Linked DNA regions of Homo sapiens: region 2 is linked to region 1. A link is a loop called in an ENCODE intact Hi-C map of the cell type or tissue named here. Cell type or tissue: endothelial cell of umbilical vein. All regions are shown on one strand. Links, peaks and the distances in the headings refer to the core of each region. The heading gives the core; the rest is flanking DNA.

Region 1 (15,703 bases), core at 2,823-10,822:
CACTTCTTTGGTTCAGTTTAATTCCTAGGTATTTATTTGTAGCTATTGTAAATGAGGTTACTTTCTTGATTTCTTTTTCAGAATGTTTGCTGTTGGCATATAAAAATGCTACTGATTTTTGTATGTTGATTTTGTATCCTACAACTTTACTGAATTTGTTTATCAGTTTTAATGGTTTTTTGGTGGAGGCTTTAGATTTTACCAAATATAAGATCATATCATCTGCAAACAACAAGTTGACTCCTTCCTTTCCAATTTGAATCCCCTTTATTTATTTCTCCTGTTTGATTGCTCTAGCTAGGACTTCCAGTACTATGATGAATTACAGTGGTGAAAGTGGGCATCCTTCTCCTGTTCCAAATCTTAGAGGAAAGGCTTTCAGTTTTTTCCCTTTTAGTATGGTACTAGCTATGTGTCTGTCATATGTCAGCTTTCACTGCATTGGAGTATGTTGTTTCTACACCCAGTTTTTTGAAGGTTTTTATCAAGAAGTGATGTTGAATTTTATCAGCACCAGTTGAAATGTTCATATGGTTTTTATTCTTAATTCTGTTGATATGATGTATCACATTGATTGATTTGCATATGTTGAACCATTCTTGCATCCCTGAATAAATTTCAGTGGTCATGATGAATATTCTTTTTAATGTGTTGTTGGATTCAGTTTGCTTATATTCTGTTGAGGATTTTTGGATCAATGTTCAGCAGAGATATTGGCCTGTAGTTTTCTTTTTTTGATGTGTCCTTGTCTGGTTTTGGAATCGGGGTAATACTGGACTCAGAAAATAAGTGTAGAAGTATTGCCTTCTCCTCTATTTTTTGGAATGGTTTGAAAGTAGAATTAGTATTAGATCTTTGTATTAGTCCATTCTCATGCTGTTAATAAAGACACATCTGAGACTAGGTAATTTATAAAGGAAAGAGGTTTAATTGACTCACAGTTCAGAATAGCCAGGGAGGCCTCAAGAAACTTACAATTATGGTGGAAGGGGAAGCAAACACATCCTTCTTCGCATGGTGGCAGGAAGGAGAAGTCCTGAGCAAAGGGGTAAAAGCCCCTTATAAAGCTATCAGATCTCGTGAGAACTCACTCACTATCATAAGAACAGCATGGAGGAACTGCCCCCATGATTAAATTACCTCCCACTGGGTCCCTCCCACCACATGTGAGAATTATGGGAACTACAATTCAAGATGGAATTTGGGTGGGGACACAGCCAAACCATATTATTCTGCCTCTGTCCCCTCCCAAGTCTCATGTCCTCACATTTCAAAACACAATCATGCTTTTCCAACAGTCCCCCAAAGTCTTAGCTCATTCCATCATTAACCCAAAAGTCCAAGTCCAAAGTCTCATCTGAGACAATGCAAGTCTCTTCCAACTATGAACCTGTAAAATCGAAAGCAAGTTAGTTACTTCCTTGATACAATGGGGTACAGGCACTGGATAAATACATCCATTTCAAACAGAAGAAATTGGCTAAAACCAAGGGGTTATAGGCCCCACACAAGTCTGAAATCCAATAGGGAAGTCATTAAACCTTAAAGTTCCAAAATGACCTCTTTTAACTCTATATCTCACATTCAGGTCATGCTGATGCAAGAGGTGGGCTCCCATGGCCTTGGGCAGCTCCACTCCTGTGGCTTTGCAGGGTACAGCTCCCCTCCTTGTTGCTTTGATGGGCTGGTGTTGAGTGCCTGTGGCTTTTCCAGGCACATAGCACAATCTGTCAGTGGATCTACTATTCTGGGGTCTGGAGAACAATGGCCCTCTTCTCACAGCTCTACTATGCAGTGCCCCAGTGGGGACTCTGTGTAGGGGCTCCAACCACACATTTCCCTTCCACAGTGCCCTAGTAGAGGTTTTCCATGAGTGCTCTGCCCTGTAGCAAACTTCTGCCTGGACATCTAGGTGGTTTCCATACAACCTCTGAAATCTAGGTGAAGGTTCCCAAACCTCAATTCTTGACTTCTGTGCACCTACAGGCTCAACAACCACGTGGAAGTTGCCAAGGCTTGGGGCTTGCACCCTCTGAAGCAATGGCCCAAGCTGTACATTGGCTCCTTTCAGCCACAGCTGGAGCTGAAGAAGTTTGGACGCAGTGCCCCATGTCCCAAAGCTGCACAGATCAGAGGGGCTCTGCACCCAGCCCAGAAAACCATTTTTCCCTCTCTGTGAAGGTCTCTGACATGCCCTGGAGACATTTCTACCATTGTCTTGGTGATTAACATTTGGCTTCTCATTACTTAAGCAAATGTCTGCAGCTGGCTTGAATTTCTCCCCAGAAAATGTCGTTTTGTTTTTTGTTTTTTTTTCCTATTGCATTGTCAGGCTGCAAATTTTCCAAACTTTTATGCTCTGCTTCCTCTTGAATGCCTTGCTCCTTAGAAATTTCTTCTGCCAGATACCCTAAATCATCTCTCTCAAATTCAAAGTTCCACAGATCTTTGGGGCAGGGGCAAAATGCTGCCAGTCTGTTTGCTAACACATAACAAGAGTCACCTTTGCTCCAGTTCCCAACAAGTTCCTCATCTCCATCTGAGACTACCTCAGCCTAGACTTCATTGTCCATATCAGTATCAGCATTTTGGGCAAAGCCATTCAACAAGTCTCTAGGAAGTTCCAAGCTTTCCCACATCTTCCTGTCTTCTGACCTCTCCAAGCCTCTTGGAAGTTCCAAACTTTCCCACATTTTCCTGTCTTTTTCTGAGCCTTCCAAATTGTTCCAACATCTGCCTGTTACACAGTTCCAAAGTCACTTCCACATTTTTGGGTATCTTTATAGGAGCAACCCACTATCTGAGGTACCAATTTACTGTATTGGTCCATTCTCACGCTGTTAATAAAGACACACCCAAGACTGGGTAATTTATAAAGAAAAGAGTTTTAATTGACTCACAGTTTAGCATGGCTGGGGAGGCCTCAGGAAACTTACAATCACGGCAGAAGGGGATGTAGATACACCCTTCTTTACATGGCAGCAGGAAAAAGTGCTGAGCAAAGGGGGAAAATCCCCTTATAAAACCATCAGATCTTGTGAGAACTCACTATCATGAGAACAGCATGGGGGAACTGCCCCCATCATTAAATTACCTCTTGCTGTGTCCCTCCCATGACATATGGGAATTATGGAAACTACAATTGAAGATGAGATTTGGGTGGGGGTGGGGCCACTTATTGTTATAAACTTTCCTCTTAATACTTTTGCTGCATTCCATGTTTTTGTCTTGCAATCTATTTTGTCTGATATGAGTATAGCTACTCTTGCTCTTTTTTGGTTTCCATCACCACAGAATATCTTTTTCCATCCCCTTATTTTCAGTCTATATGTGTCTTTTTAGGTGAAATGGGTTTCTTGTGTGCAACAGATCATCGAATCCTCTTTTTTTCATCCATTCTGATACTCTGTCTTTTTACTGGAGAGTTTAGTCCATTTACATTCAATATTATTATTGATAAGTAAGGACTTACTTCTGCCTTTTAAAAAATTTGTTTTCTGGTTGTTTTGTGGACTTCTCTTTCTTTTTTCCTTCTTTTCTGTCTTCCTTTTAGTGAAGATGATTTTCTCTGGTGGTATGATGTAATTTCCTGCTTTTTATTTTTGGTGTATACATTGTATTTTTTTTATTATAGGTTGCCATGAGGCTTGCAAATACTGTCTTATATCCCATTATTTTAAGTTGATAACATCTTAACACTGTTTGCATAAATAAACAAGCAAAAAGAAAACTAATAGAAACTCTGTTTTTTAACTTTGTGCCCTGCTTTTTAACTTCGTGTTGTCTCTATTTATATCTTATTGCACTACGTATTGAAAAGTTGTAGTTATTATTTTTGATTGGTTCATCTTTTAGTCTTCTACTTAAGATAAGACTTGTTTACATACCACAGTTACAGTGTTATCATACTGTGTTTTTCTGTGTACTTACTACTACCAGTGAGTTTTGTGCTTTCAGATGGTTTCTTACTATTCATAATGTCCCTTTCTTTCTGGATGAAGTGTTCCCTTTAGCATTTCTTATAGGACAGGCCTGGTGTTGATGAAATCCCTCAGCTTTTGTTTCTCTGGGAAAGTCTTTACATCTCTTCATGTTTGAAGGATACTTTTGCCAGATATACTATTCTAGGGTAAAAGTTGTTTTCCTTCAGCACTTTAAATATGTCATGCCACTCTCTTCTGGCCTGTAAGGTTTTCACTGAAAAGTCTGCTGCCAGACATATTGGAGCTCCACTGTATATCATTTGTTTCTTTCCTCTTGCAGCTTTTAGGTTCCTTTCTTTATCCTTGACCTTTGGGAGTTTGATTATTAAATGCCTTGAGATAGTCTTCTTTGAGTTAAATCTGCTTGGTGTTCTATAACTTTTTTGTACTTTGATATTAATACGTTTCTCTAGGCTTGAAAATTTCTCTATTCTTATCCCTTTGAATAAATGTCCTACTCTTATCTCTTTCTCTACCTCTTAAGGCCAATAACTCTCAGATTTGCCCTTTTGAAGCTATTTTCTAGATCTTGTAGGTGTGCTTTGCTTTTTGTTATTCTTTTTCTCCTCTGACTGTGTATTTTCAAGTAGGCTGTCTGCAAGCTCACTAATTCTTTCTTTTGCTTGATCTATTCTTCTGTTAAAAGATTCTGATACATTCTTCATTGTCAACTGCATTTTTCAACTCCAGAATTTCTTCCTAATTCTTTTTAATTATTTCTATATCTTGGTTAAATTTATCTGACAGAATTCTGAATTCCTTCTTTGTGTTTTCTGTAATTTCTTTGGGATTCCTCAAAACAGGTATTTTGAAAACTTTTCCTGAAAGGTCACATATCTCTGTTTCTCCAGAATCAGTCCCTGGTAACTTACTTAGTTCATTTTGTAAAACCATGTTTTCATGGATGGTCTGGATGCTTGTGGATGTTTGCCAATTTCTGGAAATTGAAGAGTTAGGTATTTATTGAAGTCTTTGCATTCTGGGCTTGTTTGTGCCTGTCCTTGGGAAGGCTTTTGAGATATTCAAAAGGACTTGGGTGGTGTAACCTAAGCCATGTCTGCATTAAGGGGGACCCCAAATCCACTAATACTGTAGTTATTGCAGACTCATAGAGGTACCACCTTGGTGGTCTTGGATAAGATCTGGAAGATTCTCTGGATTACCTGTTCTCTTTTCTTATTTTCTCCCAAACAAACAGGGCCTCTCTCTTTCCATGCTGAGCTGTCTGGAGCTGGGATTAAGGTGACACAAGCACCTCCATGGCCACCATCACTACTGTGCTGGGTCAGGCCTGAAGCCATCACAGCACTAGGTCTCGCCCAAGGCTCACTGTAATGACTACCTTTCTACTGCCTATGTTTGGTGAAGGCTCTAGGGCTCTACAATCAGCAGGTGATGACTCCAGCCAGGCTTGTGTCCTTCTCTTCAGGGAAGCAAGTTTTCGACACCCTTGGTAGGTATAGAGATGGCATCTAGGAGTCAGGGACTGGAGTTGAAAACCTTAGGAATCTACTTGGTATTCTATTGTCCTGCAGCTGAGCTGACACTCAAACCACAAGACCCAGTCCTTCCCATTCTTCTCTCCCCTTTCCATAGGCAGAGGAGCTTCATTCCACGGCTACCACCACCACAGGCCCACAGTGAGTCCTGCCAGGCTACCACCAATGTTCACTAAAGGCACAAGGACTCTTCAGTTAGCTTGTGGTGAATGCCGCCAGGCCTGGGACTCACTTTTCAGGGAAGTGGGCTCCACTCTGGTCCAGGGAATGTCCAGAAATGCCATCCAAGAGCCAAGGCCTGGAAATAGGGACCCCCAAGAGCCTGCTTGATGGTTTGCCCCTGTGGTTGAGCTGGTATGTAAGGTACAAGACAAAGTCCCCTTTACTTTTCCTTCTGCTTTTCTCCAGCAGGAGGAGTCATTCCATAGCCACAACAACTGGGAATGTGCTGGGTCTCACTTGAAGCCAGCATGTCTCAGAATCTTACCCAAGGCCCAGAGTGTACTACCTGGGTCTCACTACTGATTATTCAGGGCCCAAGCCTCTTTAGTCAGCAGGTGATGAGGTACTGCTGGAACTGGGTCCTTCTCTTCAAGGCAGCAGTTTCCCTTCTGGCCCAGGGTATGTCTAGAAATGTCATCCAGGAGCTAGAGCCTCGAGTGGGGGCTTCACAATTCTGACTGGTACCCTATCTTACTGTAGCTGAACTTGTATCCAAGATGCAAGACAAAGTCCTTATTACTCTTGCCCTTCTTCTCCTCAAGCAAAAGCAAGAGGTCTCTTTTGGAGCCACGAGCTGTGCTGTCTGAGGTTTGGGGAGGGGTAGCACAAGCCCTGGCTGCCCTGGCTGATGTCCCAGTAGGTCACATGCCCCCCAGTTCCACGGGCTCTGAGCCCAGCTCAGAACTAGGACTTGCCTTGGAGTTGCAGTCCTTGTGGCCCAGATTACATTTCAAGTTTATTTAGGCCTCAAAGCACTTTAGCCTGTGGTGGCAAAGCTTGCTGGAACTCAAATTCCAACTACTGGGATGGGTGATTCCCATCTGGTGAGGGCTCCTCAAACTGCTTCCTCTATAGGTGGGCATCTGCTGAGTTCAGCCTTATTTTGCTTTTCGCTGTGACAGGGGAGCACTGAGGTCAATGCAAAGTCTCACAGTTGCTGCATTCTCCCTCTCCCAAGCACACAGATTCTCTCTCTGCCTCATGTGGCCACTGCCAGGGTATGGGGTAGTGGTGTCAGCAATTCAAGACTGTCTTTCCTATTGTCTTTGGTGCCTCTGTCAGCAGTAGGAAGTTAAAACCAGGTACTGTGAGTGTTCACCTAGTTTTTGGTTCTCACGAAGATGCTTTTATTGTGTAGATAGTGTTAAATTTGGTGCTTCTGTAGGAGGGACAATCAGTGGAGATGTCTATTCAACTATCTTGCTCCTCCCCTCTTTCCAGATCTAATTTTTAATTTTTTATTGCTATACTATGGTTGTACACATTTGGGGGTGCATGTAATATTTTGACACATGTATATAATGTGTAATTATTCAATCATTGTAATTGGGATATCTATCACCTTAAACATTTATCTTTGTGTTGAAAACATTACAGTTCTCTTCTAGCTATTTGGAAATATACAATAAATTATAGCTAACTATCAAATACCAGAAATTACTCCTTCTATCAATCGTATTTTTGTATCCCTTAACCAACTTCTGTTCATCAGTCTCCCCCTACTTCCCTTGCAATGTAATTTCTGACATTCCTGACTGTCATATCTAATCACTTCTAATCAGAATAACAATGACATTAAAAATGTCATTTAGGCCAGGCACGGTGGCTCACACCTGTAATCCCAGCACTTTCGGAGGCCGAGACGGGCAGATCACCTGAGATCAGGAGTTTAAGACCAGCCTGGACAACATGGCAAAACCCTGTCTCTACTAAAAGTACAAAAATTAGTTGGGCATGGTGGCGAGTGCCCGTAATCCCAGCTACTCAGGAGGCTGAGGCAGGAGAATTGCTTGAACCCAAGAGGTGGAGGTTGCAGTGAGCTGAGATCACGTCACTGCACTCCAGCCTGAGCGACAAGAGAGAGACTCCGTCTAAAAAAAAAGAAAAAGCCCTTCAGATTTAGAGTTACTAGTGAACCTTTTCAAAGAATCTAAGTATATATTCTAGATGTGGCACAGAGTGAGAAGTCTCCTTATGTGCTTTATATTAAGATTCTGTCAGTTGATGAATAAATATATGATATTTGTATTACTATAAATATGTCCTATATGTACACTACTATGATTAATGATGACTGTTAAAGCTATTTATTGTATGTGCAAAAAAACTTTTTAATATTTAAATAATAGGAAAATTGTTTCACAGTTAATATAAATATCAATAGTGCATTATTTAGAGAACATTAAGAAAAACATAATTTTTCTGCCAACAAACATCTAATAAAATTAAATAATTGTACATGTCAACATACAAATACCTGTAGCATTTCTATACAACAATATCAAACTAGCTGAAAAGGAAGTCAAGAAACCATTTACAATTGCAACAAAAAAATAAAATACCTAGGAATAAATGTAACTAAGGAGGTGAAAGACATCTATAAGAAAAATTACAAAACACATTGATGGAAGAAATTGATGACACAAAGAATTGGAAAAACATCCCAAGCTCATGAATTGGAAGAATTAATATTGTCAAAATCACCATACTGCACAAAGTAATCTAAAGATTCAGTGAAACCCGAGCAATAAATATCAGTGATATTCTTCACAGAAATAGCAACAACAATCTAAAATTCACATGGAACTAAAAAAGAGCCCTAGTAGCCAAAGCAATCCTGAGCAAAAAGAACAAAGCTTGAGGCATCATGTTATCTGATTTCAAAATATAATACAAGGCTATAGTAACAAAAACAGCATGGTGTTGGTATAAAAATAGACCTGTGGAAGAGAATAGAGAACCCAGAAATAAAGCCACATATTTGCAGCTAACTCATCTTTGACAAAGCTGACAAGAATTTACACTGGGGAAAAGACATCCTCTTTACTAAATGGTGCTGGGTAAACTGGATTGCCACATGCAGAAGAATGAAACTGAATACCTATCTCTCACCATATTAAAGAATCAACTCAAAATGGATTAAAGACTTAAATGTAAGACCAAAATCTATAAAAATACTAAAAGAAAATCTAGGGAAAAGTCTCCTGGATATTGGCCTAGGCAAAGAATTTGTAACCTCAAAGAACCTCAAAGTACAGGCAGCAAAAACAAAAATAGACAAATGGGATTTAATCTAACTAAAAAGCTTCTACACAGCAAAAGAAAAAATCAACGGAGTGAAGAGACAACTTGTAGAATGAGAGATAATATTATTCATCCAACAGAGGACTAGTATCCAGAAAACACAAAAACATCAATACAAAGAACACAAATACAAAGAACAGCAAAACCTCCTGAAATAATCCCATTAAGAAATAGGCAAAAGATCTGAATAAGTACTTATCAAAAGAAGACATACAAATGGACCAGGCATGGTGGCTCACGCCTGTAATCTCAGCACTTTGGGAGGCCAAGGTGGGCGGATCACCTGAGGCTAGGAGTTCGAGACCAGCCTGGCCAACATGGTGAAACCCGTCTCTACTAAAAATACAAAAATTAGCTGGGCGTGGTGGTGGGCACCTGTAATCCCAGCTACTTGGGAGGCTGAGGCAGGAGAATCACTTGAACCCAGAAAGTGGAGGTTGCAGTAAGCCAAGATTGCGCCACTGCACTCCAGCCTGGGTGACAAAGTGAGACTCCATCTCAAAAAAAAAAAAAAAAAAAAAAGACATACAAATGGCCAGCAGTTATATGAACAAATGCTCAACACCACTAAGCATCAGAGAAATGCAAATCAAAACCACAATGAGATATTATCTCACCCACTTTAAATGACTATTATTAAAAAGTCAAAAAATAACAGATGTTGGCAAGGATGCAGAGAAAAGGGAACTCTTTTTTTTTTTTTTTTTAGATGGAGTCTTGCTCTGTTGACAGGCTGGAGTGCAGTGGCACAATCTCAGCTCACTGCAACCTCCGCCTTCTGGGTTCAAGCGATTCTCCTGTCTCAGCCTCCCAAGTAGCTGGGATTACAAAGATGCACCACCACACCCAGCTAATTTTTTGTATTTTAGTAGAGATAGGGGTTCACCATGTTGGCCAAGACAGTCTTGATCTCCTGACCTCATTATCCACCCGCCTGGGCCTCCAAAAGTGCTGTGATTACAGGCGTGAGCCACCGTGCCTGGTTGAAAAGGGAACTCTTATACACTGCTGTTGGAAATGTAAATTAGTATAGCCATTATAAAAAACATTATAAAGGTTTCTTAAAAAATTAAAAATAGAGCTACCATATGATACAGCAATCCCACTACTGGGTATTTATCCAAAAGAAAGGAAATCAGTATATCAAAGGGATACTGGCACCTCCATATTTATTACAGCACTGTTCATGATAGCAAAGAGATAGAATCAACCTAAGAGACCACCAACAGATGAATAAATGAATAAATAATATGTGGTGGCCGGGCACAGTGGCTCACACCTGTAATCCCAGCACTTTGGGATGACAAGACTGGTGGATCACCTGAGGTCAGGAGTTCGAGACCAGTCAACATGGAGAAACCCTGTCTCTACTAAAAAATACAAAAATTAGCCTGGCGTGGTGGCACATACCTGTAATCCCAGCAACTCGGGAGGCTGAGGCAGGAGAATTGCTTAAACCCAGGAGGCAGAGGTTGTGGTGAGCCGAGATTGCGCCATTGCCATTGCACTGCAGCCTGGGCAACAAGAGCAAAACTCCACCTGAAAAAAAAAAAAAAAAAAAGAATATGTGGTATATGTGCTATATGTACACAATGGAATATTATTCAGCCATAAAAAGAATGAAATCCTGTCCTTTACAGCAACACTGAATGGAACTGGTGTTCATTATGTGAAGTGAAATGAGCCAGGCACAGAAAGATAAATGTTGCATGTTCTCACTCATAGGTGGAAACTAAGAAGTTGAACTCATGGAAGTAGAGAGTAGAACAATAGTTACTACACATTGGAAAAGGTCCGGGAGAAGAATATAGGGAGGTTGGTTAATGGGCACAAATACACAGTTAGACAGAAGGAATAAGTTCTAGTGTTCCATAGCACAGTAGGGTGAGAACACTTAACAATAATTTCTTGTATATTTCAAAATAGCTAAAAGAGAAGATTTAAAATGTTCCCAACCCAAAGAAATGATAAATGTTTGAGGTGAGGGATATCCTAAATACCCTGATTTGACGATTACACATTGTATGCATGTATCAAAATATCACATGTATCCCATAAATATGTATAATTGTTATGTATTGTGATGGTTAATATTTGGTGTCAACTGGATTGGATTGAAGGATGCCTAGATAGCTGGTAAAGTATTGTTTCTGGGTGTGTCTATAAAGGTATTGCCAGAGGAGACTGACATTTGAGTCAGTGGACTGGGAGAGGGAGACACACTCTCAATGTGGGTGGGCACCATCCAATCTGGCTGCCAGAATGGCTAGAACACAGCAGGCGGAAGAAGGTGGGATATAAGCTGGCTTGCTGAGCCTTCTGGCTTTCATCTTTCTCCCCTGCTGGATGCTTCCTTCCATTCCTCCTGCCCTTGGACATTAGATTCCAGGTTCTTTGGCCTTTGGACTCTTGGACTTAACACCAGTGGTTTGCCAGGGTCTCTCAGGCCTTCAGCCACAGACTGAAGGCTGCACTATTGGCTTCCCTGCTTTTGAGGCTTTTGGACTCAGACTGAACCACTACTGATGTCTTTCTTCCCCAGCTTGCAGACGGCCTATCGTGAGACTTTGCCTTGTGATCATGTGAGTCAATTCTACTTAACCCATTTATGCCTGAGGTTGCAATTTTTTTGTGTGAAAAATCAGACCTTGGTGATGACCTTGTGCTCAAGGATATAAATAACTCCCACATGCTTAGCATTCCAATAATGGAACATTAGGCATATGTAAACTCCCTTCCAGATATACATATATCCTATTAGTTCTGTCCCTCTGGAGAACCCTGGCTAATGTATGTATCAATAAAAGTGTTGCTTGTTAAAAATTAATTATACGACACAGAGTAATAGATTAGATATCAAAGTGATAACTTTTACAGAATTTTTTATATGCTGGCATTCATTGTATTAAACATAATGAGCTCTAATAGCTGTATTTTACTTAATTTAGGCTACTATGCTTTTAGAAACTAGTTCTACAGGGATTCATCAAAGCAGAATGGAAAAGAGAATGTCAAATATTATCACCTCAAAATTTGACAAAGGAAAAACTTCCAAATCATATGTCACAATCATGATAAATTGTCATCAATCTGAATATAATACATTATTATAATATGTATAAAGAAATAAAGAAATTATTAAGGAAAAATGAAGCCACAGCTGAATAGCTAGCTCTTCCTCTCACCTCAGTTGAAAGTGAGGGTTTATAGAGTATCGTAAATAAGTGGTATAGCAATCATAAAAGCAATCAAGCAGCTGGCAGTGCTAATAAATTCCTGTTTCTGCATGAGAATATAAAACTTTTAAAATTTGAATATTAAACTTTCATAATATATTTGTAATAATTATTAAACTATTTTGGGTGAAACTTCTAATTTTCTTCCTGCAGTGCATTTCATGATACTATTGTAAACCTCATCTTCTACTTTGAGAAAATACTATGCTTTAATACTTGGCCATCTGCTATTAGGACAAAATGTATATTTGGTGTACCTCTAGAGACCTTTTACTAAATGGTCACCTCTAACTTTAAACTTCAAGCTTTTCCAGGCATAGTTCATTCTACTTCCAGGGCCACCTTGCCACTGGTATAAATTCTCTTTCCACGGCTCAAAATTTATATCAAGATTCTTATTTATTTATATATTTAATGGGTACAACATGGTGCTTGGATGTACATATACACAGTGAAATAACTACTACAGTCAAACAAATGTAAATATTCATCACTTTCCATAGTTACCTATGTGTGCTAAGAGCACCTAAAATCTATTCTGTTAGCAAATTTTCAGTATACAATACAATATTATTAACCATAGTCTCCATACTGTATTTTAGAGCTCTAGACTTATCATCCAATTTAACTGCAAATTTGTACCCTTTGACATACCTCTATTTCCTCCCCCTCCTTACCCCTGGTAACCACTGTTCTACTCTCTGTTTTTATTTAAAACTCCTAGAAGAAAACATGGGAAGAGCTCTTTGATACTGGTCTTGGAAATGACTTTTGGCCATCACCCCAAAAGCACAGTGACAAAAGCAAAAATAAACAAGTAGGATTACATCAAACTAAAAAGATTCTGCATAGCGAAAGAAATAACAAAATGAAAAGGCAGCCTGCAGACAGGGAGAAAATATTTGCAAACCATATATCTAACAAAGGGTTAATATCCAAACATATAAGGGACTCACACACCTCAATAGCAAAAAACCCTCAATAATTCAATTTAAAAATGGGCAAAGGAATGAAGTAGACATTTTTCCAAAGAGGGCATATGAATGGCCAACAGTTATATGAAAAGGTACTCAGTATCACTAGTCTTCAGGGAACTGCAAATCAAAACCACAATGAGATTATCACTTCACCCCTGTTAGGATGGCCATTATAAAAAAGTCAAGGAATAAGTGTTGGAGAGAATATGGAGAACAGAGAACCCTTAGACACTATTGGTGTGAATGTAAATTGGTATAGCCGTTATGAAAAAAAACATAGATTTTCCTCAAAAAATTAAAACTAGAACTACTATATGACCAGGCAATCCCTATGCTGGGTATATATACCCAAACAAAAGGAAATCAGCACTTTGTAGAAATATCAGTGCTTCCACATTCACTGCAGCATTATTTATGATGGACAAGAAATGGAATCAACTTATGTGCCCATTAATGGATGAATGGATAGAGTAAATGTGATATATATACACAATGGTATATTATTCGGGCTTCAAAAAGAGGGAGGTCCTGCCATTTGTAACAACACGGAGAACCTGGTAGACATTATGCTAACTGAAATAAGGCAGGCAAAGAAAGACAAATACTGCATGATCTTACTTATATGTGGCATCTAAAAAACTCAAGATTCCCTTTAAAAGTCCTCTTCAATGCTCCCCACATCTGTGTTGACTGAAAATGTATCAAGTTGATCCTGAAATAACTCCTTCACTGCTTCCCAATGTGCAGGCAATAAAAATTAGGTATCAACTCACCTGCACGGTGTTTTTTCTATATCATCTTTATCCTCTCACTCACAACACACCCATTTTATAAAGTATTGTTTTCATCCTTGACACCACACCAAACCAATGAACACTGCCAAAAACTTCAGCTTCTTGTAAATATGTGATAGATCTTTCTGGAAGATCTTCAGAGCATTTTCTAAAAGGTGAAAGAATGGGATACAATACATGTTCCTTCAGTTCCTAAGACCCTGAAGAGAAGGAACCAAGTCAGAAAACTCATGGGCTCACCTGCAGATGCATATGCATATGCAAAATGCAACTCTGGTGAGTCCAAAATAGTCCACTCAATGGCTTCTGTTCATGCAGCACCCCGAGCCACAGGCTGAAACCAGGGTGAGGCAAGTGAGGTACTCACCTTGAGCATAAAATGTAAGGGGGACATCAACAACTTGGTAACCAACATAAATAATATTTTAGTGTAATATTTTGAAAAATCAAAATTATTGCCCCCCAAATCATGATGAACAGTTCATGAAGGAATTGATGAAACTAATAAATAGAATTAGACATAAATAAACATGAATTAATAACCAATTCAGTAACCAATTTACGGGGATTAATGATTCTAAATTGTAAATTGCGGGTTGTAGGATAGGAAATGAGGACTGAAAAGAAAAAAAACACTAGGATTTCAAGCCTGCCTGAAAATAACATCATTATCGAGAGAATGGCCATCCAGTTTGGGAGTAAATTGACAGTTCAGTTCCAGACCTATAATGAAAAATAAAAGTAGCACTTAGAGAATTTTATATTGAAAGGAAGAAGAAAAACAGGATGTAATATGAGGGGGCACCAACTACCAGCAAAATCGATTTCATGTTATAGAGTGTTTTAAAGTCAATTAGTGATGATAGGTTATAATGGAGGGATGAAACACCCAAAGGAAGACAAAGAGAAAGGAAATAAGAGAGGTATTGTCACATAGTCACAGACAAAGAAATAATAGGAGGAAGAAATATGGGTGGGGTTGCACTGAATGCACTCCACTTTCGCCAAGTAGGAGGGTAATAATCCAAGGGTGGATGCAGTGAGAAGGGCAGGGTCATAGCTTGAGTACAGCAAGAAATCATGACCCAGCCCTGTGGAATAAACAGAGGAATCATAAAAAAATGCATAAGCTTTTTGGAATAAACAGAGGACTCCTGAAAATTGCATAAGTCTTGGAAAGTAGATGAACTGCAAGAAAAAAAAGATGAAGAAAAAAACAAGGAATTTATATTACAATCCACCACCACCACCACCACAAAATGGCCAAAATGTTTTGTTTTTGTGGTCTGGGCTCTATAAAAGTTGTTTTCCTCCTACTCCTTTCTTCTCCCCTCTTCCACTGTTTCCAATCCTTTCTTAGAAGGTACTGTGTGATAGCAATCAGAACAGAGGGCAGTATATGCCAAGGGGTTGCGGGCGACTTTCCCTGTTGCTGTTTTCTGTGGCTGTGCTTTCCTATTTTAGACATTGACCACCATCCATCAATGCTGATTTGCTTCCGGGTAGCCACTGATGACCTGGTGCATTTTGTTACAATGCTGCTCTGGTTATGATTCCCACAGTTCCCATCTTGTTGTATGCAACTGCTTATCATAAGTCCTTCTCTGAGATCCCCAGTTCTCTCCACTCCGAATAAATAAACATTTATTTCCCCATGAAGTATCACATCTTTTATGTCCAATTTAGGTAATCCAACCTGTAAGCAATCATATCTCTTTTGATACATAAAAAGGAGCCTTACTTTTTAAAAAGATCTGGTCTCTTCTGTCTATGACCAAATTCCCCAAGACAAGGAAGTCTGAGTGAGGGATATTTGAATTAAACCACTCTGTCATACAACCTGAGCTTTCCTCATGCCTGTGAGCAATGTTAAGGGTGGCCTTCATCTTTTTATGTAGGTTATAAATG
Region 2 (15,703 bases), core at 5,261-13,260, 56 kb before region 1:
GTGTCCCTGGACTGCCTTTACTCCACAGTTCCATGTGTGCACACCTCTCAGGTCCTCTATGTTCAGACTAAACATCAACACACCCTCAAAGACTCTTCCAATCTTTCTATTTGAGGGAGGCATGCCCTCCCCTGAACTCTTGTGCATGTTGCCTCTTTCATTCATGCCACATCTCAACTGTTGCCTTCCATGAAGGGGATTTTCATTTGTGTTTGACCTCCTTGTTTCAACTCCAAAGAAGGAACTCTAAAATAGGGATGAATATTGTCGTGGGTTGCAACTGGCTGGGGCCAGCCTTGCAGGTGGTAAACAAACTTACCAAGACAGTCTTAGGTGAAGAAAGGCAGGTTTATTACAAAAAATATTAAAATACGAAGATATGTTGCAAGAGAGCAACGGGTGAAGATGGCTGAATAGAAAGAGCTCCGGTCTGCAGTTCCCAGCGTGATCGACACAGAAGACAGGTGATTTCTGCATTTCCAACTGAGGTACCTGGTTCATCGCATTGGGACTGGTTGGACAGTGGGTGCAGCCCATGGAGGGCGAGCTGAAGCAGGATGGGGCGTCGCCTCACCCGGGAAGCACAAGAGGTCGGGGGATTTCCCTTTCCTAGCTGAAGGAAGCCATGACAGACTACCTGGAAAAACTGGACACTCCCGCCAAAATACTGCACTTTTCCCAAGGTCTTATGCAACTGGCAGACAAGGAGGTTCTCTCCCATGGCTGGCTTGGCAGGTCCCACGCCCATGGAGCCTTGCTCACTGCTAGCGCAGCAGTCTGAGACTGAACTGTGAGGCAGCACCCTGGCTGGGGGAGGGGCGTCTGCCATTGCTGAGGCTTGAATAGGTAAACAAAATGGCCAGGAAGCTCAAACTGGGTGGAGCCCACTGCAGCTCAACAAGGCCCACTGCCTCTAGACTCCACCTCTGTGGGCAGGGCATAGCTGAATAAAAGGCAGCAGACAACTTCTGCAGACTTAAACGTCCCTGTCTGACAGCTCTGAAGAGAGCAGTGGTTCTCCCAGCACGGTGTTTGAGCTCAGAGAATGGACAGACTGCTTCCTCAAGTGGGTCCCTGAACCCTGTGTAGCCTAACTGGGAGACACCTCCCAGTAGGGGCTGATAGACACCTCATATAGGCAGCTGCCCCTCTGGGACAAAGCTTTCAGAAGAAGGATCAGGCAGCAATATTTGCTGTTCTGCAATATTTGCTGTTCTGCAGCCTCTGCTGGTGATACCCAGGCAAACAGGGTCTGGAGTGGACCTCCAGCAAACTCCAACAGACCTGCAGCTGAGGGGCTTGACTGTTAGAAGGAAAACTGACAAACAGAAAGGAATAGCATCAACAAAAAGGTCATCTACACCAAAACCCCACCTGTAGGTCACCAATATCAAAGACCAAAGATAGATACTACCACAAAGATGGGGAGAAACCAGAGCAGAAAAGCTGAAAATTCTAAAAATTAGAGTGCCTCTTCTCCTCCAAAGGATTGCAGCTCCTCACCAGCAATGGCACAAAGCTGGATGGATAATGACTTTGATGAGCTGACAGAAGTAGGCTTCAGAAGGTCGGTAATAACAAACTTCTCCAAGCTAAAGGAGGATGTTTGAACCCATCAGAAGGAAGCTAACAACCCTGAAAAAAGATTAGATGAATGGCTAACTGGAATAAACAGTGTAGAGAAGACCTTAAATGACCTGATGGAGCTGAAAACCATGGCATGAGAAATTCATGATGCATGCACAAGCTTAATAGCTAATTCGATCAAAAGGAAGAAAGGGTATCAGTGATTGAAGATCAAATTAATGAAATAAAGTGAGAAGACAAGGTTAGAGACAAAAGAGTAAAAAGAAATAAACAAGCCTTCAAGAAATATGGGGCTATGTGAAAAGGCCAAATCTATGTTTGATTGGCGTACCTGCCTGAAAGTGATGGGGAGAATGGAACCAAGTTAGAAAACACTCTTCAGTATATTATCCACGAGAACTTCCCCAACCTAGCAAGACAGGCTAACATTCAAATTCAAGAAATACAGAGAACACCACAAACATACTCCTTAAGAAGAGCAACCCCAAGACACATAATTGTTGGATTCACCAAGGTTGAAATGAAGGAAAAAGTGTTAAGGGCAGCCATAAGCCCATCAGACTAACAGTGGATCTCTCGGCAGAAACCCTACAAGCCAGAAAAGAGGGGGGACCAATATTCAACATTCTTAAAGAAAAGAATTTTCAACCCAGAATTTCATATCCAGCCAAACTAAGCTTCATAAGTGAAGGAGAAATAAAATCCTTTACAGACAAGCAAATGCTGAAAGATTTTGTCACCACTAGGCCTGCCTTACAAGAGCTCCTGAAGGAAGCACTAAACATGGAAAGAAACAACCAGTACCAGCCACTGCAAAAACATGCCAAATGGTAGAGACCATCAATGCTATGAAGAAACTGTATCAATTAACAGGCAAAATAACCAGTGACCATCATAATGACACAATCAAATTCATACATAGCAATATTAACCTTAAATGTAAATGGGCTAAATGCCCCAATTAAAAGACACAGACTGGAAAACTGGATAAGGAGTCAAGACCCATCAGTGTGCTGTATTCAGGAGACCCATCTCATATGCAAAGATGCACATAGGCTCAAAATAAAGGGATGGAGAAAGATCTACCAAGAAAATGGAAAGCAAAAAAAAAAAAAAAAAAAAAAAAAGGCAGCGGTTGCAATCCTAGTCTCTGATAAAACAGACTTTAAACCAACAAAGATCAAAAGAGACAAAGAAGGCCATTACATAATGGTAAATGGATCAATTCAACAATAAGAGCTAACTATCCTAAATATACATGCCCCCAATACAGGAGCACCCAGATTCATAAAGCAAGTCCTTAGAAACCTACAAAGAGACATAGATTCCCACACAATAATAAAGGGAGACTTTAACACCCCACTGTCAATATTAGATCAATGAGACAGAAGGTTAACAAGGATTTGAACTCAGCTCCACAACAAGTAGACCTAATAGACATCTACAGAACTCTCCACCCCAAAGCAACAGAATATACCTTCTTCTCAGCACCACATCACACTTATTCTAAAATTCACCACATAATTGGAAGTAAAGCACTCCTCAGCAAATGTAAAAGAACAGAAATCACTACAAACTGTCTCTCAGACCACAGTGCGGTCAAACTAGATCTCAGGATTAAGAAACTCACTCAAAACTGCACAACTACATGGAAACTGAACAACCTGCTCCTGAATGACTACTGGGTACATAAAGAAATGAAGGCAGAAATAAAGATGTTCTTCGAAACCAATGAGAACAAAGACACAACATATCAGAATCTCTGGGACACATTTAAAGCAGTGTGTAGAGGGAAATTTATAGCACTAAAAGCCCACAAGAGAAAGCAGGAAAGATCTAAAAGTGACACTCTAACATCACAGTTAAAAGAACTACAGAAACAAGAGCAAATAAATTCAAAAGCTAACAGAAGGCAAGACATAATTAAGAGCAGAGCAAACTCAAAGACATAGAGACACAAGAACCCTTCAAAAAAATCAATGAATCCAGGAGCTGGTTTTTTGAAAAGATCAACAAAATTGATACACCACTAGTAAGACTAATAAAGAAGAAAGGAGAGAAGAATCAAATAGACGCAATAAAAAATGATAAAGGGGATATCACCACCGATCCCACAGAAATACAAATTACCATCAGAGAATACTATAAACATCTCTATGCAAATAAACTACAAAATCTAGAAGAAATGGATAAATTTCTGGACACATACACTCTCCCAAGACTAAACCAGGAAGAAGCTGAATATCTGAATAGACAAATAACAGGCTCTGAAATTGAGCCTGGACCAGGACCAGATGGATTCACAGCTGAATTCTACCAGAGGTACAAAGAGAAGTTGGTACCATTCCTTCAGAAACTATTCCAATCAATAGAAAAAGAGGGAATCCTCCCTAACTCATTTTATAAGACCAGCATCATCCTGATACCAAAGCCTGGCAGAGACACAACAAAAAAAGAGAATTTTAGACCAATATCCCTGATGAACATGGATGCAAAAATCCTCAATAAAATACTGGCAAACCAAATCCAGCAGCACATCAAAAAGCTTATCCACCACAATCAAGTTGGCTTCATCCCTGGGATGCAAGGCTGGTTCAACACATTCAAATCAATAAACATAATCCATCACATAAATAGAACTAATGACAAAAACCACATGATTATCTCAATAGATGCAGAAAAGACCTTCAACAAAATTCAACAGGCTTTCATGCTAAAAACTCTCAATAAACTAGGTATTGATGGAAGGTATCTCAAAATAATAAAAGCTCTCTATGACAAACCCACAGCCAATATCATACTGAATGGGCAAAAACTGGAAGCATTCCCTTTGAAAACCGGCACAAGAAAAGGATGCCCTCTCTCACCACTCCTATTCAACATAGTGTTGGAAGTTCTGGCCAGGGCAATCAGGCAAGAGAAAGAAATAAAGGGTATTCAATTAGGAAATGAGGAAGTCAAATTGTCCCTGTTTGCAGATGACACAATTGTATATTTAGAAAACCCCATTGTCTCAGCCCCAAATCTCCTTAAGCTGATAAGCAAATTCAGCAATGTCTCAGGATACAAAATCAATGTGTAAAAATCACAAGCATTTCTATACACCATTAACAGACAGAGAGCCAAATCATGAGTGAACTCCCATTCACAATTGCTACAAAGAGAATAAAATACCTAGGAATCCAACTTACAAGGGATGTAAAGGACCTCTTCAAGGAGAACTACAAACCACTGCTCAACTAAATAAAAGAGGACACAAACAAATGGAAGAATATTCCATGCTCATGGATAGGAAGAATCAATATTGTGAAAATGACCATACTGCCCAAAGTAATTTATAGATTCAATGCCATCCCCATCAAGCTACCAATGATTTTCTTCACAGAATTGGAAAAAAAAAAACTACTTTAAATTTCATATAGAACCAAAAAAGAGCCCGCATTGCCCAGACAATCCTAAGCCAAAAGAACAAAGCTGGAGGCATCACGCTACCTGACTTCAAACTATACTACAAGGCTACAGTAACCAAAACAGCATGGTACTGGTATCAAAAGAGATATATAGACCAATGGAACAGAACAGAGCCCTCAGAAATAACACCACACATCTACAACCATATGACCTTTGACAAACCTGACAAAAACAAGAAATGGGGAAAGGATTCCCTATTTAATAAATGGTTCTGGGAAAACTAAACTGGCTAGCCATATGTAGAAAGCTGAAACTGGATCCCTTCCTTACACCTGATACAAAAATTAATTCAAGATGGATTAAAGACTTAAATGGTAGAGCTAAAACCATAAAAACCCTAGAAGAAAACCAAGGCAATACCATTCAGGACATAGGCATAGACAAGGACTTCACGACTAAAACACCAAAAGCAATGGCAACAAAAGCCAAAATAGACAAAAGGGATCTAATTAAACTAAAGAGCTTCTGCACAGCAAAAGAAACTACCATCAGAGTGAACAGACAACCTACAGAATGGAAGAAAATTTTTGCAATCTACGCTTCTGACAAAGGGCTAATATCCAAAATCTACAAAGAACTAAAACAAATTTACAAGAAAAAAGCAAACAACCCCATCAAAAAGTGGGCAAAGGATATGAACAGATACTTCTCAAAAGAAGACATCTATGCAGCCAACAGACAGATGAAAAAATGCTCATCATCACTGGTCATCAGAGAAATGCAAATCAAAACCACAATGAGATACCATCTCACGCCAGCTAGAAAGGCAATCATTAAAAAGTCAGGAAACAACAGATGCTGGAGAGAATGTGGAGAACTAGGAATGTTTTTACACTGTTGGTGGGAGTGTGAATTAGTTCAACCATTGTGGAAGACAGTGTGGCAATTCCTCAAGGATCTAGAACTAGAATTACCATTTGACTCAGTAATCCCATTACTGGGTATATACCCAGAGGATTATAAATCATGCTACTATAAAGACACATGCACATGTATGTTTATTGCGGCACTATTCACAATAGCAAAGACTTGGAACCAATCCAAATGTCCATCAGTGATAGACTGGATTAAGAAACTGTGGCATACATACACCATGGAATACTATGCAGCCGTAAAAAAGGATGAGTTCATGTCCTTTGCAGGGACATGGATGAAGCTGGAAAGCATCGTTTTGAGCAAACTATCACAAGGACAGAAAACCAAACACTGCATGTTCTCACTCATAGGTGGGAATTGAACAATGAGATCACTTGGATACAGGGTGGGGAACATCACACACTGGGGCCTGTTGGGGGGTGGGGGCCTGGGGGAGGGATAGCATTAGGAGAAATAGCTAATGTAATCGATAAGTTGATGGGTGCAGTGAACCAACATGGTACATGTATACCTATGTATCAAACCTGCACATTGTGCACATGTACCCTAGAACTTATAGTATAATAATAATAATAATAATAATAATAATAATAATAATAAAAACAAAAAAACTAAATATGCAACGACAGGTGAATGGATAAGCAAATTGTTTTGTATCCATACTAGAGAATGGCTGATTTTAATGTATGTGATGCCAATGAGTTTGCAGGATTCCTAAACATTTGAAAATTGGCTTTCTGTGAGCTGGTATATGCTGACTGTAGCACACCACTGGATATAAATAATGTATATATGAAAAAAAAAAAAGAGCAATGGGCAGTGCAGCTGAGAGAAGGCTGTCTGCCAAGAGGCAGGGGCTGGAGAGAAGTTCTACAGGGTCATGCTGGAGGGGCTATGTGTGGAATGAGGTATTTGGGAATAGGATGTTGTGCCAGATAGTGGTTTGTGGCTAGAATTTCTCAGAAGAATTGCTCTTCCCCACCCCAGGGCCCCCTCCTCATTGTTGCTAACCTATCTTCTCAGGACTCCACAAAGATGAAGCCCACATGTCAGTCCTAAGCATATTCCCAAGGCTTCCATCTGATTTAGTCACTGTTCCTTAATATTAAAATGGCTTGAGCAACTGTCATACACGTGAGGAGAAACCCTGTATCAATCCTTATGTCTCTCAGTACTCTGGCGTCTATTCCTTCGAGTCATCACTTTTTCTGACTGTTGCTTCCTGTGAAGTCTCTTTCTCATTCTTATCTCAGCTTCTCTGGCTGTCTCTTCTCTCTCTGTACATAGAACTCCATGGGGGAATACCAGCCTCTTTGACTTGATTTCTGCAAACACACTCCATGGAGGCAATGGTGTATGACAGGCTATCATTGAACCTCAGCTATAACAGAGGGGCTTGAACTGTTAGAGAAGCCCACTTAACATTGAAGCTGTCTGTTTATGGTCTTGAAAGCCATTGCCTGCTCCATCTGCTAGGAATTTTTTTTGTTGTTGATATTTATTTCGGGTTCCCCTGAGACAAGGATTTGTGAGCAACTGGTTTCCTTGGAAGGGGGTCTCAGAAAGTACTGATGGGCAGTAAGATGGGAAAGGAAGGAAAGCAAAAGAGGAAACATTGTTGAGGAGGTTCTCGTACTGCTAAGAGGGGCTCAAGCATGCTGAGAACCCGCTGAGAGCTGGTGGCACACTCAACTCTGAGTTGTTCTCCTCAGGATGAAGACCTGGGTATATATCTACCTATTCTCTTCCCTCACTGGTGAAGTCTTGCTCTAGCAGCAATGGCTCCCAGACATGAGGGATCCACACTATTGGTTCGTTGAGCAGGCTCAGAGGATGGGGATCATGGTTAGGCAGACAGACATGGGTAGCCAGTGGCTCCTAATGGGCTGTCTATAGCAACCTCCAGAGTAGGCCAAGGGCACAAAGGTAGGGAAAAGATGGTCTCTTCTACAGTTGCCTTTTCTGTGTGGTCCTATCTGTTGACAAGTTGTTCTAGTCTTCCACTCTCTCCCTACTCATATCTCTCACTTCCCTTTGCCAGATCCCTGAAACATTGTGTTTTTCATTGCCTCTAATACAATTGTAAAATTAAATTGATATAATAGCTTTCACGATTTGAGGTCTGCTTCTGGGAGGTATTAATATCTTAGCATTTCTGGCCTTCTCTGTAAGAAGGCAGAGTAGCTGTCAATGGTTCTGGTAAGAGCCTGGTCTAAATGAAGCAGATTTGGGGAAGTTGGAAGTTGTCCAGAGTGTGCTGAAGTGGCAGGGCCCTAATGATATTAACAGGACATTGACAGGGTCTGCTACACACTATAATATACAATGGATGCCCCCAAGTCTGTAGGCTCACCTCCTTGCCCTGTCTTTGCTTCTTGGACTCAAGTTCTCCTCTTTCTTGACTTATTCATTCATTGTACTGGAACACACCCTCCAGGAGCCACCTAAGAAATGATGCACAGGAAGTAAAATTTTGAGCTCCAACATATTTGAAACTGTCTTTATTCTCACACTTGGTTGATAATTTGGCTGAGTGTAGAAAATTGGGTTAAAAAAATTTTCTTTTAGAACTTTTAAACAGTATCTTTTTTTGTATTACAGTTTCCAATATTATAGTAGAAAAGCCAGAACCATTTTAATTCTTGATCATATAGGATGTTTTTATCCTTGTTTTTCTGTAGGGAAACTCATATTTTATTCTGAGAAATGTTGTTGGTATAGTTTTTTTTGTCTTCTTTATATTTTTCTCTTATTTTTAGAGAAATCTTACTGGTCAGATATTGATCCTTTTTGTCAATCTAGTAATTTTCTTAAATTTTCTCTCTTTTTCCCATACATCATCTCTGTCTCATCCCTTCCCCACATTCTTTGGGGATCATTTCTTGATTTTGTATTTTAACCATTTTCAAAAATATTCCCTTCATTTAAAAAAGTATTCTGTTTTTTATGGATACAGTGCCTACCTATATTTCTCAGAGGATATTAATAATAGTTTCTATGGAAGTTCTATTCTGCTCTCTGCAAACTTCTGTTGATGATGGTTCTAGGTTATATATTCATTTTAAAGAGTGAGACCCATATCACTGATTATTTAAGTTCTATGTACATGGTGAGATTGGGCAGTGAACTACTTTTTTCTTATTGGCAGTTGTAGCAGAAACTGCTGATTGCTTCCCAGTATCCATTTCCCCTACTTGTTTAGGTAATACAACTACCCTCACCCCTTTGAATATCAGCAGGGTATCCGCTGCTCTGTTAGATGCTCCCTCGGAGTAACCTCCCAATGTGCACAACTTCCTAGTTACTTTCTTAGGAAAGAAGTCACTTGCTTTCTTTTCTTTTCTTTTTTCTTTTTTTTTTTTGAGACGAGTCTCGCTGTGTCGCCCAGGCTGGAGTGCAGTGGCGCGATCTTGACTCACTGAAACCTCTGCCTCCCGGATTCAAGCAGTTCTCTGCCTCAGCCTCCCGAGTGGCTGGGATTACAGGCGCCCACCACCACGCCCGGCTAATTTTTTTGTATTTTTAGTAGAGATGGGGTTTCACCATCTTGGCCAGGCTGGTCTTGAACTCCTGACCTTGTGATCCACCCGCCTCGGCCTCCCAAAGTGCTGGGATTACAGGCGTGAGCCACTGCGCCCGGCCCCACTTGCTTTCCGCTTCCTCTTTCCCCCCGCGGTGAGCTGAAGTGCTGGCAAGAGTGATGGTGAGTCAGCCTCTGCCATTCTGAGGACAGTTCCTGCGGATGCTAGAGTAATGAAAGGGAAAGCATTTGGCCCTTGGATGACCTTGTCAACTTGGGTCAGAGCTCGTGACTGTTCTGAATGCACTTCCATCTCTGGACTGTCATATGAAAAAGAGATAAACTTCTGCCTTGTTAGCCGTTGTGTTTGAAGTGTGTTTGTTATAGCAGCTTAGCCTATGCCCTAACAAATTCAGAGGGATACCCAAATATCAGTTTTTACTGGTATCTCTTCTGTTCTGCCCAGTTTCTCTGGAGAATGATTCTCCAGTCTCCTGCCTGCTTATTTATTAACTTGAATTTCTATCGTGCAACAAAGAAGATTACTGCTTCTATTTTCCTGTGGAACTCCACTTCTCCCTCCACCTAGCACCCTGTTTCTGCTACAACGTTACTTTTGTATTGTCAACTTTAAAGCATTTACATTCTTTCTTGAAACAATTGTTCCTATTTCTAGAAGGCAGAGTCATCGCATTCATCAACTGCTTTTAGGTGACTTGTTTTTCCTTCTATTATGACTAGTTTATCTTTGTATTTGCCTCAGAGGTGTGTATACAGGATGTGCTTAATAATTATATCATGGGCAAACAGTACATGAAATTATGTGAAATACTAACTTGGTACTAATACAGTCCAGCAGAAGGTCAATTACAAAATTTCTGCTGCCAAATATTCTTCTCTGACTATAGGGAAACAAACTGTAAGTATGTGATTCAATCTCTCTCCAGGCTTAAAAAAAGAGCCTAGGAAAAAGGAAGCTGCTTAACTAGAAACTTTCAGATGAAAAATTATATGTGAATGGTGACTATGGGTTGAGCTGCCATTTTGTAATGTGGGAAATTAAGGTTCAGAAAAAGAATAAAGGTTTCCAATCCAGAAATAGCCCTGTGAATAGCTATCAGTCCTGTGTTCACAAGACTTTTACCAAATTATCAATTTTCTAGACACTGATAATTTTAAGTTTAAAGATATGATAAATTCTTCCTCATTGTAAATATTAATATATAACCAATAATGGATATTTATACTGAAAAAAATTTTTCCAAATTTTATTTTTCCATTTTTTATGTCTACCTCAGTACCCAGTAGAAGCTTAATAATTTCAAAAAGTTTAAATATATTAGTTTGTAACAATATTTATAACTTAAATGTGCTAAAATAAAAATGGAAAATCAAAGTCATGTAAGAGAGATAAATTTCCCTAAATTTAAATTTATACAGTAATTGTAATTGAGTTTATTTTGAGTCAAATTAAAATGGGAACTATAATGTATCACATATTTACATTGTTTGACAAAAATAAACATATCAGTTCTGCTTACAGGAGAAACATTTTTTCTTGTTTTGAAAATAGAAAGCAATTTTCTTGCATGAGTTATTTTACAAGGGACAGTGAATAACATAATATATAATGCCTTTAACTTCAGTTGATAAGTTCTTCAAAAAGCTAAATATATCAATCCCCTATAAAACTGAGATGATGAGACATGTTGGGGGGTGGAGCCAAGATGGCCGAATAGGAACAGCTCCAGTCTACAGCTCCCAGCGTGAGTGACGCAGAAGATGGATGATTTCTGCATTTCCAACAGAGGTACCGGGTTCATCTCACTGGGGAGTGTCGGAAAGTGGGTGCAGGACAGTGGGTACAGCGCACCGAGCATGAGCCGAAGCAGGGCGAGGCATTGCCTCACCCGGGAAGCGCAAGGGGTCAGGGAATTCCCTTTCCTAGTCAAAGAAAGGAGTGACAGACGGCACCTGGAAAATCAGGTCACTCCCACCCTAATACTGAGCTTTTCCAATGGTCTTAGCAAATGGCACACCAGGAGATTATATCCTGTGCCTGGCTCAGAGGGTCCTATGCCCACGGAGCCTCGCTCATAGCTAGCACAGCAGTCTGAGATCAAACTGCAAGGTGGCAGCGAGGCTGGGGGAGGGGCACCCACCATTGCCGAGGCTTGAGTAGGTAAACAAAGCAGCCAGGAAGCTTGAACTGGGTGGAGCCCACCACAGCTCAAGGAGGCCTGCCTGCCTCTGTAGACTTCACCTCTGGGGGCAGGGTATTGCCAAACAAAAGGCAGCAGAATCCTCTGCAGACTTAAATGTCCCTGTCTGACAGCTTTGAAGAGAGCAGTGGTTCTCCCAGCACACACTGGAGATTTGAGAACGGACAGACTGCCTCCTCAAGTAGGTCCCTGACCCCTGAGTAGCCTAAGTGGGAGGCACCCCCGAGAAGGGGCAGACTGACACCTCACATGGCTGGGTACTCCTCTGAGACAAAACTTCCAGAGGAATCATCAGGCAGCAACATTTGCTGTTCACCAATATCTGCTGTTCTGCAGCCTCTGCTGCTGATACCCAGGTAAACAGGGTCTGGAGTGGACCTCCAGCAAACTCCAACAGACCTGCAGCTGAGGGTCCTGACTGTTAGAAGGAAAACTAACAAACAGAAAGGACATCCACACCAAAACCCCATCTGTTTGTCACCATCATCAAAGACCAAAGGTAGATAAAACCACAAAGATGGGGAAAAAACAGAGCAGAAAAACTGGAAACTCTAAAAATCAGAGTGCCTCTCCTCCTCCAAAGGAACGCAGCTCCTCACCAGCAATGGAACAAAGCTGGACAGAGAATGACTTTGACGAGTTGAGAGAAGAAGGCTTCAGATGATCAAACTACTCTGAACTAAAGGAGGAAGATCGAACCCATGACAAAGAAGTTAAAAACCTTGAAAAAAAATTAGACGAATGGCTGACTAGAATAATCAATGCAGAGAAATCCTTAAAGGACCTGATGGAGCTGAAAACCAAGGCACAAGAACTACGTGATGAATGCAGAAGCCTCAGTAGCTGATTCAATCAACTGGAAGAAAGGGTATCAGTGATGGAAGATCAAATGAATGAAATGAAGTGAGAAGAGAAGTTTAGAGAAAAAAGAATAAAAAGAAATGAACAAAGCCTCCAAGAAATATGGGACTATGTGAAAAGACCAAATCTATGTCTGACTGGTGTACCTGAAAGTGACAGGGAGAATGGAACCAAGTTGGAAAACACTCTGCAGGATATTATCCAGGAGAACTTCCCCAATCTAGCAAGGCAGGCCAACATTCAAATTCAGGAAATACAGAGAACGCCACAAAGATACTCCTCGAGAAGAGCAACTCCAAGACACATAATTGTCAGATTCACCAAAGTTGAAATGAAGGAAAAAATGTTAAGGGCAGCCAGAGAGAAAGGTTGGGTTACCCTCAAAGGGAAGCCCATCAGACTAACAGCTGATCTCTTGGCAGAAACTCTACAAGCCAGAAGAGAGTGGGGGCCAATATTCAACATTCTTAAAGAAAAGAATTTTCAACCCAGAATTTCATATCCAGCCAAACTAAGCTTCATAAGTGAAGGAGAAACAAAATACTTTACTGACAAGCAAATGCTGAGAGATTTTGTCTCTCAGGCCTGCCCTAAAAGAGCACCAGGCCTGCCCTAAAAGAGCTGCTGAAGGAAGCACTAAACATGGAAAGGAACAACCGGTACCAGCCACTGCAAAAACATGCCAAATGGTAGAGACCATCGAGGCTAGGAAGAAACTGCATCAACTAATGAGCAAAATAACCAGCTAACATCATAATGACAGGATCAAATCCACACATAACAATATTAACCTTAAATGTAAATGGGCTAAATGCTCCAATTAAAAGACACAGACTGGCAAATTGGACAAACAGTCAAGACCCATCAGTGTGCTGTATTCAGGAAACCCATCTCACATGCAGAGACACATAGGCTCAAAATAAAGGGATGGAGGAAGATCTACCAAGCAAATGGAAAACAAAAAAAGGCAGGTGTTGCAATCCCAGTCTCTGATAAAACAGACTTTAAACCAGCAAAGATCAAAAGAGACAAAGAAGGCCATTACATAATGGTAAAGGGATCAATTCAACGAGAAGAGCTAACTATCCTAAATATACATGCACCCAATACAGGAGCACCCAGATTCATAAAGCAAGTCCTTAGAGACCTAGAAAGAGACTTAGACTCCCACACCATAATAACGGGAGACTTTAACACCCCACTGTCAACATTAGACAGATCAACGAGACAGAAAGTTAACAAGGATATCCAGGAATTGAACTCAGCTCTGCACCAAGAGGACCTAATAGACATCTACAGAACTCTCCACCCCAAATCAACAGAATATACATTCTTCTCAGCACCACACCGCACTTATTCCAAAATTGACCACATAGTTGGAAGTAAAGCTCTCCTCAGCAAATGTAAAAGAACAGAAATTATAACAAACTGTCTCTCAGACCACAGTGCAATCAGACTAGAACTCAGGATTAAGAAACTCACTCAAAACCGCTCAACTACATGGAAACTGAACAACCTGCTCCTGAAGGACTACTGGGTACATAAAGAAATGAAGGCAGAAATAAAGATGTTCTTTGAAACCGACGAGAACAAAGACACAACATACCAGAATCTCTGGGACACATTCAAAGCAGTGTGTAGAGGGAAATTTATAGCACTAAATGCCCACAAGAGAAAGCAGGAAAGATCTAAAATTGACACCCTAACATCACAATTAAAAGAACTAGAGAAACAAGAGCAAACACATTCAAAAGCTAGCAGAAGGCAAGAAATAACTAAGATCAGAGCAGAACTGAAGGAAATAGAGACACAAAAAACCCTTCAAAAAATCAATGAATCCAGGAGCTGGTTTTTTGAAAAGATCAACAAAATTGATAGACCACTAGCAAGACTAATAAAGAGGAAAAGAGAGAAGAATCAAATAGACACAATAAGAAATGATAAAGGGGATATCACCACCAATCCCACAGAAATACAAACTACCATCAGAGAATACTATAACCACCTCTACGCAAATAAACTAGAAAATCTAGAAGAAATGGATAAATTCCTTGACACATGCACCCTCCCAAGACTAAACCAGGAAGAAGTTGAATCTCTGAATAGACCAATAACAGGCTCTGAAATTGAGGCAATAATTAATAGCTTACCAACCAAAAAAAGTCCAGGACCAGACGGATTCACAGCCGAATTCTACCAGATGTACAAGGAGGAACTGGTACCATTCCTTCTGAAACTATTCCAATCAATAGAAAAAGAGGGAATCCTCCCTCACTCATTTTATGAGGCCAGCATTATCCTGATACCAAAGCCTGGCAGACACAACAAAAAAAGAGAATTTTAGACCAATATCCCTGATGAACATGGATGCAAAAATCCTCAATAAAATACTGGCAAACCGAATCCAGCAGCACATCAAAAAGCTTATCCAACATGATCAAGTGGGCTTCATCCCTGGGATGCAAGGCTGATTCAGTATATGCAAATCAATAAATGTAATCCAGCATATAAACAGAACCAATGACAAAAACCATATGACTATCTCAATAGATGCAGAAAAGGCCTTTGACAAAATTCAGCAGCCCTTCATGCTAAAAACTCTCAATAAATTAGGTATTGATGGGACGTATCTCAAAATAATAAGAGCTATCTATGACAAACGCACAGCCAATATCATACTAAATGGGCAAAAACTGGAAGCATTCCCTTTGAAAATTGGCACAAGACAGGGATGTCCTCTCTCACCACTCCTATTCACCATAGTGTTGGAAGTTCTGGCCAGGGCAATCAGGCAGGAGAAGGAAATAAAAGGTATTCAATTAAGAAAAGAGGAAGTCAAATTGTCCCTGTTTGCAGATGACATGATTGTATATCTAGAAAACCCCATCGTTTCAGCCCCAAATCTCCTTAAGCTGACAGGCAACTTCAGCAAAATCTCAGGATACAAAATCAATGTACAAAAATCACAAGCATTCTTATACACCAATAATAGACAAACAGAGAGCCAAATCATGAGTGAACTCCCATTCACAATTGCTTCAAAGAGAATAAAATACCTAGGAATCCAACTTACAAGGGAAGTGAAGGACCTCTTCAAGGAGAACTACAAACCACTGCTCAATGAAATAAAAGAGGATACAAACAAATGGAAGAACATTCCATGCTC

What was found. Hi-C counts contacts between places; a loop is a spot of excess contacts. Peaks named below come from ENCODE experiments on the same cell type or tissue, not always from the same donor. Only the 100,000 strongest peaks of a DNase experiment are listed, where the experiment ranks them.
Region 2: a loop joins it to region 1, with 5 times the contacts of the local background. A loop is called at or near these places in 5 of 110 quality-filtered maps.

Annotation. Positions count from the first base shown.
Region 1 is chr1:207,253,667-207,269,369 of GRCh38, forward strand. All of the region lies in intron 2 of LINC02942 (long intergenic non-protein coding RNA 2942), which reads left to right. The region is part of intron 1 of LOC107985251 (a long non-coding RNA gene); the gene reads right to left. Among named protein-coding and RNA genes, the nearest start is that of LINC02942, 21 kb to the left of the region's middle. In endothelial cell of umbilical vein, for the core only: a CTCF peak has its summit at 5,911; a DNase peak (open chromatin) is centred at 5,925.
Region 2 is chr1:207,195,569-207,211,271 of GRCh38, forward strand. All of the region lies in intron 1 of LOC107985251 (a long non-coding RNA gene), which reads right to left. Among named protein-coding and RNA genes, the nearest start is that of LINC02942, 37 kb to the right of the region's middle. RefSeq lists an enhancer at 189-689. In endothelial cell of umbilical vein, for the core only: no CTCF peak of the experiment used is centred there; DNase peaks (open chromatin) are centred at 9,693 and 10,243; H3K27ac peaks cover 1,387 bases.